Regions from separate parts of the Homo sapiens genome. Here all the other regions are linked to region 2. A link is a contact called in ENCODE Hi-C or POLR2A ChIA-PET data. All regions are on one chromosome and are shown on one strand. The core of a region is the stretch at or near the end of the contact, and the rest is flanking DNA. Distances in the headings are between cores, read along the strand shown.

Region 1 (3,147 bases), core at 245-2,744, 490 kb after region 2:
GACATCTCCTGCTGGCTACAGCCCAGAGGACCGGGCGCAAGTGCGAGGAGCGCGCGAAGTTCCTCTCCTCGCTGGGAAGGTGCGAGCAGGTGTAAGAGGAGACCAGGAGTGCAGCGGGAGAAGGAGAGTCAGAGGAACAGAGACAGTGACACCGAAAAAGAAAGAAACAGTGACAAAGATACGAAGAGACGGAGAAAAAGAACCAGAAGCAAGGAGACACAGACAGGAACGGGGACTGAGAGACAGGAACACAAAAGCTAACAGAAGTAGCAGGAAAAGACAAAAAGCAACCGAGATCAACACAAACACAGTGAAACACAGATAAGCAGTGAAAACAGAACAAACTCAGAGACCCAGCCCCAGAATCACCCCTCCCCCACCCCGCCACAGTCCATGGGTCCCCCGCCCCCTCTTCTGCCCTGGTCCAAATCCCTTCTCGCTGCGGGGTTTGTTCTCCCGCTCCCTCATGTAGCCACCGAGCCCCAGCCCCGGCCCGGCAGCGCGTTGGACTCACCCAACTTAACTGCCTCGTTGTACTTGAGCAGTGCCGCCTCCACCTGGCGCTCGCGGTACAGTCGGTTGCCCTCGTGCCGGAGTTGCGACGCTCGCGCTGGGCCTGGAAACAACTTGCCGAGGAGGCCGCTGAGCACCACGTTGACTCGCAGCGGCGGCGGCGGCTGCTGCCCAGCCCGCCGGGCTCCACGCGCCCGCCCAGTGGCCACCATCAAGGCGGAGAGCTTGACCCCGCACAGCGCACAGCGCCGGTCGGCGGCCCGCCCACGTTCCAGGCACAGTTTACAAAAGGTGTGGCCACACGACAAGGACACGGGGTCTGATAGAAACCCATGACATTTCCGGCACTTAAAGCCGTCCCACACCTCGGTGGCCGCCGCAGCCGCGGCGGCCCCCGTCTCTTCCGCCGCCACGGTGCCGCTTGCAGTGCTACCCTCGTCCGGGGGCGCCGGCGCCAGCGCCTCGCCTTGCGGGACTTTCTCCGCCAGGCAGCGCACCAGCTGCTCCAGCTGCTCAGCCACCAGCTGCTGCCGCTCGGAGAGCTGTCTATACACCTCGAGGGCTTCACGGATTCGCCCCCGGGACGCCAAGGCGTCTGCCTGCGTGAGCAGGACTTTGCTCTCCGGCGTTGAGGTCCCCGGAGACTGCTCTTGCTCTGGCTCCCGCGTCGGTAGAGGTGCGGGGCCCTCTGCAGCCACCTTTGGGTGGGGGCCCATGTCTACTTGGGCCGCTGATGCCCCTCGCTCCGCCGACTCCAAGTTGTCGCTGCTGACCTCAGCGGGCAAGCTCAGCATCTGTTCGATCCGTACTGACTCCATGGGAAGAGGGACACGGGAGGAGACGAGGCGTCTAGGGACCGGGGACACGAAGCAAGGAGTGGCAGCTGGAGGAAATCGGGGCAGCCACCGCCGCCATGCCACCGAGCTCCTGACCCTGCCGCGCCTCCGGGAGCTCCATGCCGGCCGCCCCGCGCCGCCTAATAACTGTCTTGTCTCAGCAAAGTGTTATATAAAACGGTACCACGTGACGTGCCGCCACGCTGTTCATTGGCCGGCGGCGGGGAAATTGTTACAAAACCAGACAGTTTTGTAACAGTGTTGCTCTTGCTTCTTTGGGCTTCGCTTTTCTTGGCTTCTTTTTGAGGTTGTTTGTGTTTACACTTCGCCTTATTCCTCCTCACCACCTGGTTCTTTTTCGGAAGTGGGGTTGTGGGGTGGGGAGAAACTCAGTGTCTTCTCTTGGGCTTCTCAGTCTCCAAACCCCACTCCATCCCACCTCCAAACGGGCCAGCAAACAGGTCCCCTCTGCCAGCCGCTGACCAGCGGCCCCCCACTCCTCCCAGGAGAGGCTGGTACCTCGAGGTGCACAGTCCGCAGGGTCTTCCGGGACGCCTAAGACTCTCCCTCTTGGGGGAGATGGCTGCTGTCAGGGAAAGGAAGCAGGTTGGGAGGGGTATCCGTGAAGCCCCCCCACACACACACAACCCAGTCCCAGCCCGAGAGCCCTGGGAGCCCCGCCTGGGTTCCTTGCCTTCTCCCAGGAGCCTCCCAAAGGTGGTGAATTCGGTTTCTGAGGGTGCTTGGTGTTCTGTGCCAAGAGTGACTCAGAGCAGCGGGTCCCACCGGCGCAGAAGTTGGGCAGCGCTCGCTGGACAGTGAGGAACTCGCGGAGAAGATGCGCTTGCCGGCTCAGCCCTGGGAGGGAGATGCCCCGCTAACTCCCCTCTTTACCTCTCTACCCCCAACGCCAGAACTAGCGCTGGGGCAGGCGGTAGGCGCCCAGCTGGAGACACACCAGGCCGGCCCCTGGAGCCACTGGCCGGATGGGCGCGGCAGGGATGTACCCGGCCTGCTGGGGTCGGTGGGTACTCTGGGGGCGTGGGAGAGTGGCAGGGGGAAGACGCGAGCTGAGAGCGCTATTCAGGAGAAAGTCCGCGAATCCCGGCACAGCCCAGTGGCAGACCGAATAGCCTCCAGGTTTGTCGCTCCTGAGCGCTGCGCGGGAAGGGTACAACTGGGCACGAGCCTCAGCGCCTGGTTTACAATGGCTAGGGGGCCTCGACGGTGTCCTACACACTTCCTGAAGGCGAGCGGGGTGGCCAACTGCACACTCTTTGTCTGCCTTGAACCCCCACATTTAGGACGGGAACCAAGCTCACAAATGAGCAGACAGAAAACGGTATAGTCGCACTGCTCCAAGCAGGGAGGCAGGGACTAGGCTTGCCGCTGGCTCAGTTGGCCTTCAGAGCCTGCGGGCTCTTGGGCAGTGCCAGGTTGCCGCCCCAGGGGCCTGAAGACCTATTGTTGCCCCCTGCTGCAGCCACCTCTTAGCCAGATGACCTTGGGGAAGTCAAACTTTAGAATCCATCATTTTTGCTTCTGAACAAATGTTAGAGCTGATCTTACTTGGGATTAAGTCATGTTTCAGAGTTGGGTTATGGCAGGCCCCCTCGGGTCTCTGCTTCTCTTTAGGTAGTTAAACCAGTCTTAGATCAACACCAAGGTCCCAGAGAACAGGTACTATGCAGCCAGCTCTAGAGCCTCTTTCTAATAAGACAGGACAGAGGGAGAGGGTCACAGGGCAGAAAGGAAGCATCACATAGGGGAAAAAAGACACACACACGAAAAAAAAAAA
Region 2 (3,417 bases), core at 243-2,742:
ACTTGGACAGACAGCCATTTTAAAGGTATGTATCACCAGTTTGTGGCAGCAGATTGCCCCACGACTACAACTTTATCTTCTGCTCAAGTGGAACTTACTTCCTTTGCGCCCTGACTGCATCATCATGCGGCGGCGAACAGTGTCAAATGGATAGGAAGTCAACCCGGCAACAGCAGTGACAGTCTGTGCGATCATCCAGCTGATGACGATGTGAGTGTTCTTGGGATCCGGAAGCATTCCTGGGAATAGGAAAGAGATGCTTTTACCAAAAAGCAGAGTTTTACTGACTTCCTTTCCCCACATCCCCTAAACACGTCATCTGTACACAAGGGTTGCATTGGATGATCTTGGCTTCCTTTAGCAATTAAAAAAACAACTCTTTAGCTCTTGGACTGTTAGGTTGGTACAATGCTCTTTTAAACTGTCTCCTAAGAACACAACGTTAAAGCCCACAGCAAACTTACCCTTTGCAGTGTCATAGATACCGAAGTAGGCGGCTCGGTAGATGATAATACCCTGCACAGACACGTTAAAGCCTTGGTACAGGCCCTTAATCCCATCAGATTTGTAGATCTTAACCAGGCAGTCACCGAGGCCTCGGAATTCCCTTTCAGCTCCAGCTTTACCCACATCAGCTGCTAGACGGGTACGGGCAAAATCAAGAGGGTACACAAAACACAGGGATGTGGCCCCTGCGGCACCACCCGATGCCAGATTCCCTGCAAAGTAGAGCCAAAACTGGGTTCTCTTGTCCACACCACCCAGGAAGATCTGCTTGTATTTATCTTTGAAGGCGAAGTTAAGAGCCTGGGTGGGGAAGTATCTGATGACATTGGCCAGGTTACCGCGCCAGAAGGACAGAACTCCCTGCTCCTTGGGAATACGGACCACGCAGTCTATAATGCCTTTGTATTGCTTATCTGCAGTGATCTGCTTGCTGGCATGCTGCACCTAACAGACAGGAAGGAAGCCAACAGGGACAGTTATAACCATGGGGAAGGGAAAGAGAAGAGCTTATGCCATCTCGATCAATGCCCTTTAAGGTAGGCTCCCCTCTCTCAAATCTAGTCTTCGTATATCATACTGGCTGGACCCTCCCAACCCTCTGAGGCTGTCACAGGGGAAGAGGTGATCTGCACCAGTAGCATTAAGCCTCCACCCCTCTGAGTGGAGAGGGGGCATCCTCCAGCGGACCCGTGACCTTCAGACCTAGGAGAAAGGTCATTACCTCAAACCCAGGTTCAGAGGCATTAGGGCGAGTCCCACATAGGGCGCGGTCACCTTGGGGACCGCAGCCTACGCCTCAAGTCTCCTGAGCTGCTTCCGTCTCGCTCCGCCCCCACTCCGCTCCCAGAGGTGACCCGAGCGCCGCCGCCGCCAGCCCTACACGCTAGCCCAGGAGCGCCCTCTAGAGCCGGCACTGGAGAGCGCGCGGCGCAGGGAGGCAGGCGGAGACGCGGCGGCAGCGGCCGCGGCTGCGCGGGGGCGGACGTAAAAGGCACACGCGCTTCCCGGCGCCGGCTTCCGGCCCGGCGAGGTTTGAGCGCGTCCGCGGGCTGGGAGGCCGCTGGACCCGGGCGCATGGCCTCCCCCGGGCAGTTATCTCCTTGCCGCGACCTTGAGGTCTTCGGTAAGAACTGGCGTTCCTCTTTCTAACGCCGGCTTTCGGCCTTCGCCCTTGACGCCCAGGCCCGGGGAGGCCGTCACTCAGAAACTGCTCCATCCGAGTCCGCCGCCTCGGAGATGCCGAGAGCCTGGTCCTGCCCTCTGCCCCCGGCCCCTTCCTAGACTCACTACTTCAGGTCACTAAAGGCGCCTCCCACCAGTTTGACTTCTGTTCTGCCTCTGCGCCCCGCTCTGGCCTCTCCTAAGCCGCTTCCCTGGCCATGTCTTTAGAGTTCGCTCCCCGCCACCCCTCGGGCGCCCGCCTTCTGTGCGACCCTTCCCCCCACTTCCTGGTTGGGCTCCTGGATCCCAGGACGTACCTGCAGCAGCAGCTTGACCCGCTCGATGGGCGCTACCGCCGTCTTGGAGATGGCTGCGGCCACTCCACCTGCCAGGAAGTCCTTGGCGAAGGACACAGCGGCATCTGTCATGTTGAAAGAGGAGGCAGACTGCTGCAGGACGGGACTGGGCCGGGAACCGGCTTTGACTCCGGCGCTGCGGGGCGGAGCGAAGCAAATGGCCGATTTATATAGGGGGAGCCGGAGCTGGAGCGGCAGGCGTCGGAGGCGGGGCCGGGGCGGGGTCTGGGCCCCGGCGCGCTGGGCGGCAGAGCCGCTGAGTGGCCCAGCTCGCAGGAGGAGGAGTCGTGGAGGGCGGGCCGGGACTGCTCTCCGCGCCGCCCGTGCTCGCCCTCGGCACCTGACCCGGCGAGAGGAAGGGGCGGGTCCAGAGAACACCCGGGACTTGAACGCTGGACCCTGAGAGAGGCCTCGGAGAGGGGAGGAAGGGTGAGGTCACGATGTGCCTGGACAAAAACCCTTGGAGCAGGACCAGGACTAGGGTGAGACGCATTTGCTACAGGGATGCCAAAAGAACCCTTCAGTCATCGAGATAAACAGTAGTCAATGCGATACTTTAAAAAAGTCGTATGGGCAAACTACATCCTACTGGCCGGCCCCCTTGTTTTGTAAATAAAGTTTAATTGGAGTGTCAAGGCTGGGTTTAGGGTGAGGCAAGCGAGACAAGGTCATGCAAGTGCAGGTTGGGATCCTGTCTGTATTTCAAATGTTGATCATTTGTTCATCATGGATTTTTGCATTGCTTCTGATTTTTTTAAAATAGTACATGAAAAATCATTTGTCTTAATTACTGAGTTGTTTTTCACCAAGGTGAATGCCTCACTCTTCCCACTCTAGACCGTGTGCTGTCCTGGAGCCAGTGAAACCAGACGAAATTAAGGGAACAGCAGACGAAGGAACTGCCACCGTGCCCCAGACCCTGGTTTGCAAATACAGTTCGACAAAGATCTTGCCAGGAATTGGCCTGGGAGAGTCCAAAGGACTGGGCTGGGGGTGGGGAAATGATTTTAGCCAGAAGACAAATATAGAGGTTGTACCCAGAAGGTTAAGAGGCTTAGGAAGGTTAAGAACTACGTTAACATTTGGCTCCCAGGACCCCAGGTAAAGTGCCCTTGGATTGAATAGATTTCTGAACTCCAGAAACATTTAGAGGAATCAATAGAATTAGATTGGCAGCCATTGTGCCAATGGACAAGTGCTTACTGAGCCCCTTAATCCCTTCACTGGGTAAGCATTTGCCACACATGTCCTCAAAAACCTACTTGTTAGCTTAAGTGGACTCCCTCAAGTTCAGAACAGGAGCAAATAGTGTAATCACAAGTTCCGTGTCTGAATAATCATAACAATGTTTATAAAAATAAGGACGACTGTTGAAAACTGCAACTGCAGCTGA
Region 3 (3,348 bases), core at 768-3,267, 450 kb after region 2:
GCAACAGAGAAACACAATGGAGTCATCCTATTCCCATCCAAGAACATCAGTCTGCAGAGTTCCAAATGCTCAAGGTAAAGACCCCAGGTAGAACAACTCCATGTGGCAGATTGCTAATTGACCCTATATCTATTTTCCCCCTTATTTTAGCAGGGCATATAGCCACCCAGAAAAAAGACTGCATTTCTCAGCTTCCCTTGCAGCTAGGTGAGGCCATGAGACAAAGTTCTGGCTAATGAGATGTAAAGGGAAGTGATATGTGTAACCTCTTGGTCATGCTCTGGGAAAGAAGCATATGCCCTCTGCCTTCCTCTTTCTCTCCCTTTCCCCTAGCTAGAACATGGACGTGGTGAGGATCAGCCTTTCTCAATCAAGAGGATGAGGGAGACATTTTAAGGATGGTAGAGTTTTGTGATGAAGGAGCCTGGGTGCCTGAATGCTCTTGTGGAATAGAGCTGCCCTAACTGTCCAAGACTTAGCCCCTCCATCTTGTTTAAGCTCCAGTCATTTTTGTTTCTTGTTAAAGCAAACCAACCAGTATCCTAACAGATACACCATGCCTCCTAGCCAATGTGATTTTACAAGCTGGTATCTACTATGTAGTCTCTTCCACTTCTAATATTCTGTTGAGGTCCTTTGGACTGATGCATTTAACATTCAGGCCTTCGATTCCCATGACCCCTTGACCTTTGCATGTCTTTTAAGTCCCCTCATTTCCTTGATGTGGCTGAAGGCAATAGTCCATGTATACCATGTCACTATACAGGGCCATAGCTCTCTTCTCCCCTGAAACCAAAGGCTATGATTTACAGTCCCAAAGAATCACAATCTCACTTTGCAAAAATTCCAATTAGAAAACATTCACATTAGAAATATATTCTGCCCCAGGGCCGGGCACAGTGGCTCACGCCTGTAATCCCAGCACTTTGGGAGGCCAGCGGGTGGATCACGAGGTCAGGAGATCGAGACCATCCTGGCTAACACGACGAAACCCCATCTCTACTAAAAATACAAAAAATTAGCCGGGCGCGGTGGCGGGCTTCTGTAGTCCCAGCTACTCCGGAGGCTGAGGCAGGAGAGTGGCGTGAACCTGGGAGGCGGAGCTTGCAGTGAGCTGAGATATGCCACTGCACTCCAGCCTGGGCGACAGAGCAAGACTCCGTCTCAAAAAAAAAAAAAAAAGAAAGAAAGAAAGAAAGAAATATATTCTGCCCCTAGATTTCCTTTTAATAAAGAGCTTTCCCATTCCACATAAATCCTTCCCCAAAGCAGCTTCCCTGGCACATATTTTAGACATTGGGTACTTATTTCCTTCTAAGCCTAAAACGAGCTTTCTGCCCACAACTTTCACAAGTTTGGTTTTAGGACTATAGAGAACCATTCTGGTCAAAGTGCCTACACCTGAAATTATTTGGCTCCAAATTGGTTCCTCTGATCGTCACCAAATCTCACTGCCTTCTTTGCTTCTTTGTGCCTCTAACTTCATTTGCATTCTTTTTTGTCCCTCCCTGAAGCTGGCAATATGCTCTCCCTCCTATGATCAGTTCTGAATATTAGACTGATGTTCTGAACTTTCTTTCCAAGGATCACCAACAAAGATATTTAAGCTGGTATTAACACTTGTGGCAGTTTCTAAGAAACATCCTCCTGACAGAACATGCTTATTTGTGGGACCACTGGGGATGCAGCATTGACTGGAGCAAACTGGGATGGGTATGGGTTTTTCTTTTTTGCTGGTGCTGCTGCTGCCAAAGCAACATAATAACAGAACTAAGAAAAAAGGAAGTGAAACCCAAGATTTCAACTTTCTCTGTCATTAGCCTTTATGAATCACACTGTAGCATCTGTGTTTTCCCGTTACCATTGCTGATCTGTATCTTTTGCCTAAGGGAGAACGCTTCCCGGAAGGTGAAGGGGAACATTAAGCTTGATCGTGAGTTTGCTCAGAGGTATATGCTGCAGTCCTGACTCATCGTGGCCCAGAGCCAGGAGCTGGGTCACAGGAAGCACTAACTGGCCTTTCTCCCTTGAAAACTCATGATGCCTTTGCATGGGGGGGGAAAGAAGCCACCTTTGTGGTCTGAGGAAAGCAAGACATTTCATTTAGGGAACAGACTGGTGTCTTAGAACCTCAGAATGCAAGAGGAAGAGGGGGCTTTAGAACCCTCCTCATGTCAGAGATGGGACAAAAGTTGAGAAAGGGAAAGGAATCTTCCCAAGGTCATACTGCTAGTGAGGTAAGCAGGACCAGACTTTTGGTCAGAATATGCATATTGAGATTTTTTCTTTTGTGACAGAGTTGGGGATGAGCATAAGTAAAGAATCAATGTAGGAGAGCCAGCTTGGAGCATAGGAAGAGATGGTCGTGAGGAAATATGTGGTTAGGATATCTCCAGCCTTATCCTAGAAAGACAGTATTCCCTGATTTATTCCAGGCAAGCAAAGCTTAGTGAAACTTAACCATCTCCACTCTCCTAGGGAGCTTCTGATCTGCAGCTTGATCTTTCAAATAGGCCTATCCCCCAGGAAGAACACTGATCAGTAGAACCTAACAAACTACTGTCTAGTATAACTCAACTAACAGTATTTAATGATGAACAGAGCTGTTCAGCCCTGGTGAGGACAATAGCAAGGGTCTAGACTTGCAGGGCGAAGCATAGATAGACCGAGGCACGAAAAGTTTTTGTGGTCTTGCAGTTGTAATCTTATAAGGGTAGCTGGCCCTATCCCCTAGTTCCCAAAGCAATGAGGGAGAGGGTTATGAAGTTACCTGAAAGCAGCAGCTTTTGGTCTCAGCTCCCAGGATACCCTTCTCTTAAGTCCTGGCCTTTGCATGTAACTTGTCACCCTAACACTACCATGGTGTGAATCTGGACTCCCATGGAAGGTTCTTCTGTTGGTGATATCTATGTTCCCATTCTCTTATCTTACTTAGTTCTCAAAACCTGCCTTGGATCCAAGTTCCTACTGCTTTACTTTAGTTACCCCGATTCTAACTTGGGATCTTTTTGGTCTTACTCATGACGCTCACTGTGCAGCCAAACAACACCAAATTAAATCCATCTTCCTCTCTGCATTCGATGTGCTGAATGGCAGCCACATACCCATCTAATCACAAACACTAGGCACTCTCTTCTAGTGGGACAACCCGTTTAAAAATAGACATTTTTCTATACCTGAGGATCGGCGTCTTTCTCCGGCATGGGACCAAAGTGATTGAGTATCCGATTCTTTAGGGATAATTTGAGCGAATGAAACCACAATGATGCTTGCTGATAGACACAGTTATGTAATCCCATGAGCTCAGCACAATCCTCTCCCTGAACCTGAAAGTATCAAAGTGGAAGT
Region 4 (3,151 bases), core at 523-3,022, 470 kb before region 2:
GCAACTTCGATTTCCGGGCTCAAGTAAGTGTTCCTCCCACCTCAGTCTCCTGAGTAGCTGGCATGCACCACCACACTCGCCAAATTTTTAAATTTTTTGTAGAGACAGGGTCTCCCTATGTTTCCCAGGCTGGTCTCCAACTCCTGGGCTCAAGTGATTGGCCCGCCTCGGCCTCCCAAATTTCTGGAGTTACAGGTGTAAGTCACCATGCCCAGCCCCAAATTCAATGTTTGATATTGACAGCATGGTAGAGTGAGAGTACACTATTTTTTTTTGGAAACACAGTCTCACTCTGTTGCCCAGGCTGGAGTGCAGTGGTGCAATCTCACTCTCGGCTCACTGCAACCTCAGCCTCCCGGGTTCAAGCGATTCTCGTGCCTCAGCCACCCTAGTAGCTGAGATTACAGGCACGTGCCACCAGGCCCAGCTAATTTTTGTATTTTTAGTGGAGACAGGGTTTCGCCATGTTGGCCAGGCTGGTCTCAAACTCCTGACCTCAAGTGATCCACCCGCCTCTGCCTCCCAAAGTGCTGGGATTACAGACGTGAGCCACCATACCAGGCCGAGAGTACACTTAACAAAAATGTATTGTGCTCAGATAATGGACACCTTAAATACCCTGACGTCATCACTACACATTATATACATGTAACAAAATTTCACATGTATCCCATAGATTTGTACAAATTTAAAAAATAATAAAAAATTAGCTGTGCATGATGGCACATGTCTGTAATCCCAGCTACTCAGGAGGCTGAGGCAGGAGAATCACTTGAACCTGGGAGGCGGAGGTTGCAGTGAGCCAGGATAGCCACTGCACTCCAGCCTGGATGACAGAGGGAGCCCTTGTCTCAAAAATAAAAAAATAAAAAATAAAATGACACTTTTTGGGGAAAAAAATACAAGCCAGACGCAGTGGCTCACACCTATAATCCTAGCACTTTGGGAGGCCGAGGCTGGCGGATCGCTTGAGCCCAGGAGTTCAAGACCACCTGGGCAACAAGGTGAAACCCTGTTTCCCCCGACCCCCCTCAAAAAAAAAACTACCCAGGCTTGGTGTCGCATGCGCCTGTAATCCCAGCTATTCAGGAGGCTGAGGTGGGAGGATAGCTTGAGCCCGGGGAGGCGGAGGTTTGCAGGGAGCTGAGATCTTGCCACTGTACTCCATCCTGGGCGACAGAGTGAGCAGAGTGAGTTCCAGTCTCAAAAAAAAAAAACCTCCTTTTGCTGGGGCATATTGGTGGAGACGGTGGCTAGGGGATAAGTATGCAGTTTTTCTCTAGGCGGGAAACTTAATTGAAGTTTATCAGGCGCGAGTCATTAACAAAATTTGCGCCCTCTAAGCTAACACGGCAATATGGGGCTTAGACACCATAGCTAATCCCCAGTCGCGAAAAACCCTCCCGATTTGCTTGGGATTGGAAAGAAAAAGAAAATACACATTCATACTTTCATACATGACATACACACACACACACACATTTATATATAAATACACACAGAAAGCACAGGAAACACAAGCAGAATTAACTGTCTTGTTCATACGGCCACTCAGTGAAATGTATACTGTATATTGTGTTTGAAATATATACTTCCCTTCAAGTGTTTCAAGTTCAAGGCTGAGAAAGAACTTGGTCTCTTGCTTAGACTTGAGGAGCCTCACTCGGAACTGGAAGGATGCACGCAATCTAGTTGCCCCACCGGCTTATTTATATTGATGCACACATCGCTTCCTGTCGGTGACGACCGCCTAGATCCGGGGAAGGGTTTTGCAGAAGTACCCAGAACTGTGTCCAAGGTTTCCTCAGATTTGGGCTGTTCCGCAGCGGCAGGTCCCGGGAACCAAGGCAACAGACATCTTCCTAGGCTCGCGAGAGCGCCCCCTTGTCCCACGGCTGCTGGGGCCCCCCAGTAGCCATGGCTCCGGTGTCCGGCTCACGCAGCCCGGATAGGGAGGCCTCGGGCTCGGGGGGAAGACGTCGCAGTTCGTCGAAGAGTCCGAAGCCCAGCAAATCTGCCCGCTCCCCGCGGGGCCGCCGCTCTCGCTCGCACTCTTGCTCTCGGTCCGGGGACCGGAATGGACTCACCCATCAGCTGGGTGGCCTCAGCCAAGGCTCCCGAAACCAGTCCTACCGCTCACGCTCGCGGTCGCGTTCTAGAGAGCGGCCCTCTGCGCCCCGGGGCATCCCCTTCGCTTCTGCCTCCTCGTCAGTCTATTACGGCAGCTACTCGCGCCCCTACGGGAGCGACAAGCCTTGGCCTAGCCTCCTCGACAAGGAGAGGGAGGAGAGCCTGCGGCAGAAGTGAGTGAGACGGCCGCACTTTCTCTTGTACGAGCCTACGTGCCTTTGGAGTCCGATCTATCATTCATTCCGCTTCTGACTATTCGCATTTCGCTCACTCTGCTTGCCTTGCGCCCATTTTCATCCCTTTCTTTAATCCACCCACGACAACCCTTTATTCGTCCTTTTCATTTTCCCTTACCCTCAGGCCCCTTCATATAGTGCCCTGGTCTCCCGCTACCCCCTTCCGCCTCCTGTCTTGTTAGCGAATATTGCCGAGAGTTCAGACCTACCAGAACTGTAGCATTTACCTGGTTGTGTCATTATCATTCGTGAATATATTTGTATTCCCCACTAGACTGAGCTCATGGAAAGGAGGAGCCAGTGAACGGAGGAGAATTCTGATCACAGAATTCTAAGTGCCTGGTACTTTATAGGCGCTCAACCATTGCTTGTTGAATGAAGGAACTTACAGGTCTGAGATAACAGGATATTTATGTAGAAACGTTTTGTGGGGAATTAGGAAGGAATGAAATCAAGGGTTTAAGTTGGAGAGGAAATAAACCTTCCCCTCAGACAAGACGATTAGATGCATGTAGGAAAAGTGATCTGATAAGCTATAGATGACCCCACTTTGAGGAAGGTCTTGTTAAGTGGTCTCAGTCTTGACCTCGAAAAATGACGCCAGGATGAGACTAGATCTCTAATCAAAGTGAGTATTGGAGTGGAAAAATGCATAGCTTGGGGATTGTTTTGTTTTGTTTTTGAGACAGGGTCTAGCTCTGTCGCCCAGGTTGGAGTGCAGTGGTGCAATCTTGGCTCACTGCAGCCTCCACCTTCTTGGGCTCAAGTGATCCTCCCACCTCAGC

Evidence for each region. Hi-C counts contacts between places; a loop is a spot of excess contacts on that map. ChIA-PET counts read pairs that join two places held with the same protein, here RNA polymerase II (POLR2A). Pooled maps may share reads with other maps.
Region 1: a loop to region 2 is called in a map of naive thymus-derived CD4-positive, alpha-beta T cell, with 5 times the contacts of the local background. The contact joins the promoter of LONRF3 here to the promoter of SLC25A5-AS1 in region 2. A Hi-C loop is called at or near these places in 1 of 168 maps with a recorded cell type or tissue (naive thymus-derived CD4-positive, alpha-beta T cell) and 7 of 50 pooled maps.
Region 3: a loop to region 2 is called in a pooled map, with 8 times the contacts of the local background. The contact joins the enhancer-like site here to the promoter of SLC25A5-AS1 in region 2. A Hi-C loop is called at or near these places in 4 of 50 pooled maps. POLR2A ChIA-PET finds 5 or more read pairs at or near these places in 2 of 52 experiments (Panc1 and activated T-cell).
Region 4: a loop to region 2 is called in a map of gastrocnemius medialis, with 7 times the contacts of the local background. The contact joins the promoter of NKAP here to the promoter of SLC25A5-AS1 in region 2. A Hi-C loop is called at or near these places in 7 of 168 maps with a recorded cell type or tissue (B cell, CD14-positive monocyte, CD8-positive, alpha-beta T cell and 2 more), 7 of 37 single-sample maps with no recorded cell type and 16 of 50 pooled maps.

The regions. Positions count from the first base shown.
Region 1 is chrX:118,972,965-118,976,111 of GRCh38, reverse strand. LONRF3 (LON peptidase N-terminal domain and ring finger 3) reads right to left here and starts at 1,494. Exons shown (of 11, transcript NM_001031855.3): 1 at 515-1,494. The coding sequence starts at 1,331.
Region 2 is chrX:119,467,195-119,470,611 of GRCh38, reverse strand. SLC25A5-AS1 (SLC25A5 antisense RNA 1) reads left to right here and starts at 1,492. Exons shown (of 1, transcript NR_028443.1): 1 at 1,492-3,417. It overlaps SLC25A5 (solute carrier family 25 member 5), which reads right to left and starts at 2,168. Exons shown (of 4, transcript NM_001152.5): 1 at 1,986-2,168; 2 at 465-951; 3 at 99-239. The coding sequence starts at 2,096. RefSeq lists silencers at 1,379-1,618, 2,109-2,488.
Region 3 is chrX:119,014,185-119,017,532 of GRCh38, reverse strand. LONRF3 (LON peptidase N-terminal domain and ring finger 3) reads right to left here. Exons shown (of 11, transcript NM_001031855.3): 10 at 3,177-3,326. Among named protein-coding and RNA genes, the nearest start is that of LONRF3, 41 kb to the right of the region's middle. RefSeq lists a silencer at 1,973-2,032. Within about 2 kb of position 2,017, at least 11 of the 41 ENCODE cell types and tissues checked have a DNase peak (open chromatin) inside an H3K27ac peak, as active enhancers do; they include Panc1, where a contact is called at or near this core.
Region 4 is chrX:119,942,372-119,945,522 of GRCh38, reverse strand. It overlaps NKAP (NFKB activating protein), which reads left to right and starts at 1,772. Exons shown (of 9, transcript NM_024528.4): 1 at 1,772-2,303. The coding sequence starts at 1,918. RefSeq lists an enhancer at 1,535-2,035.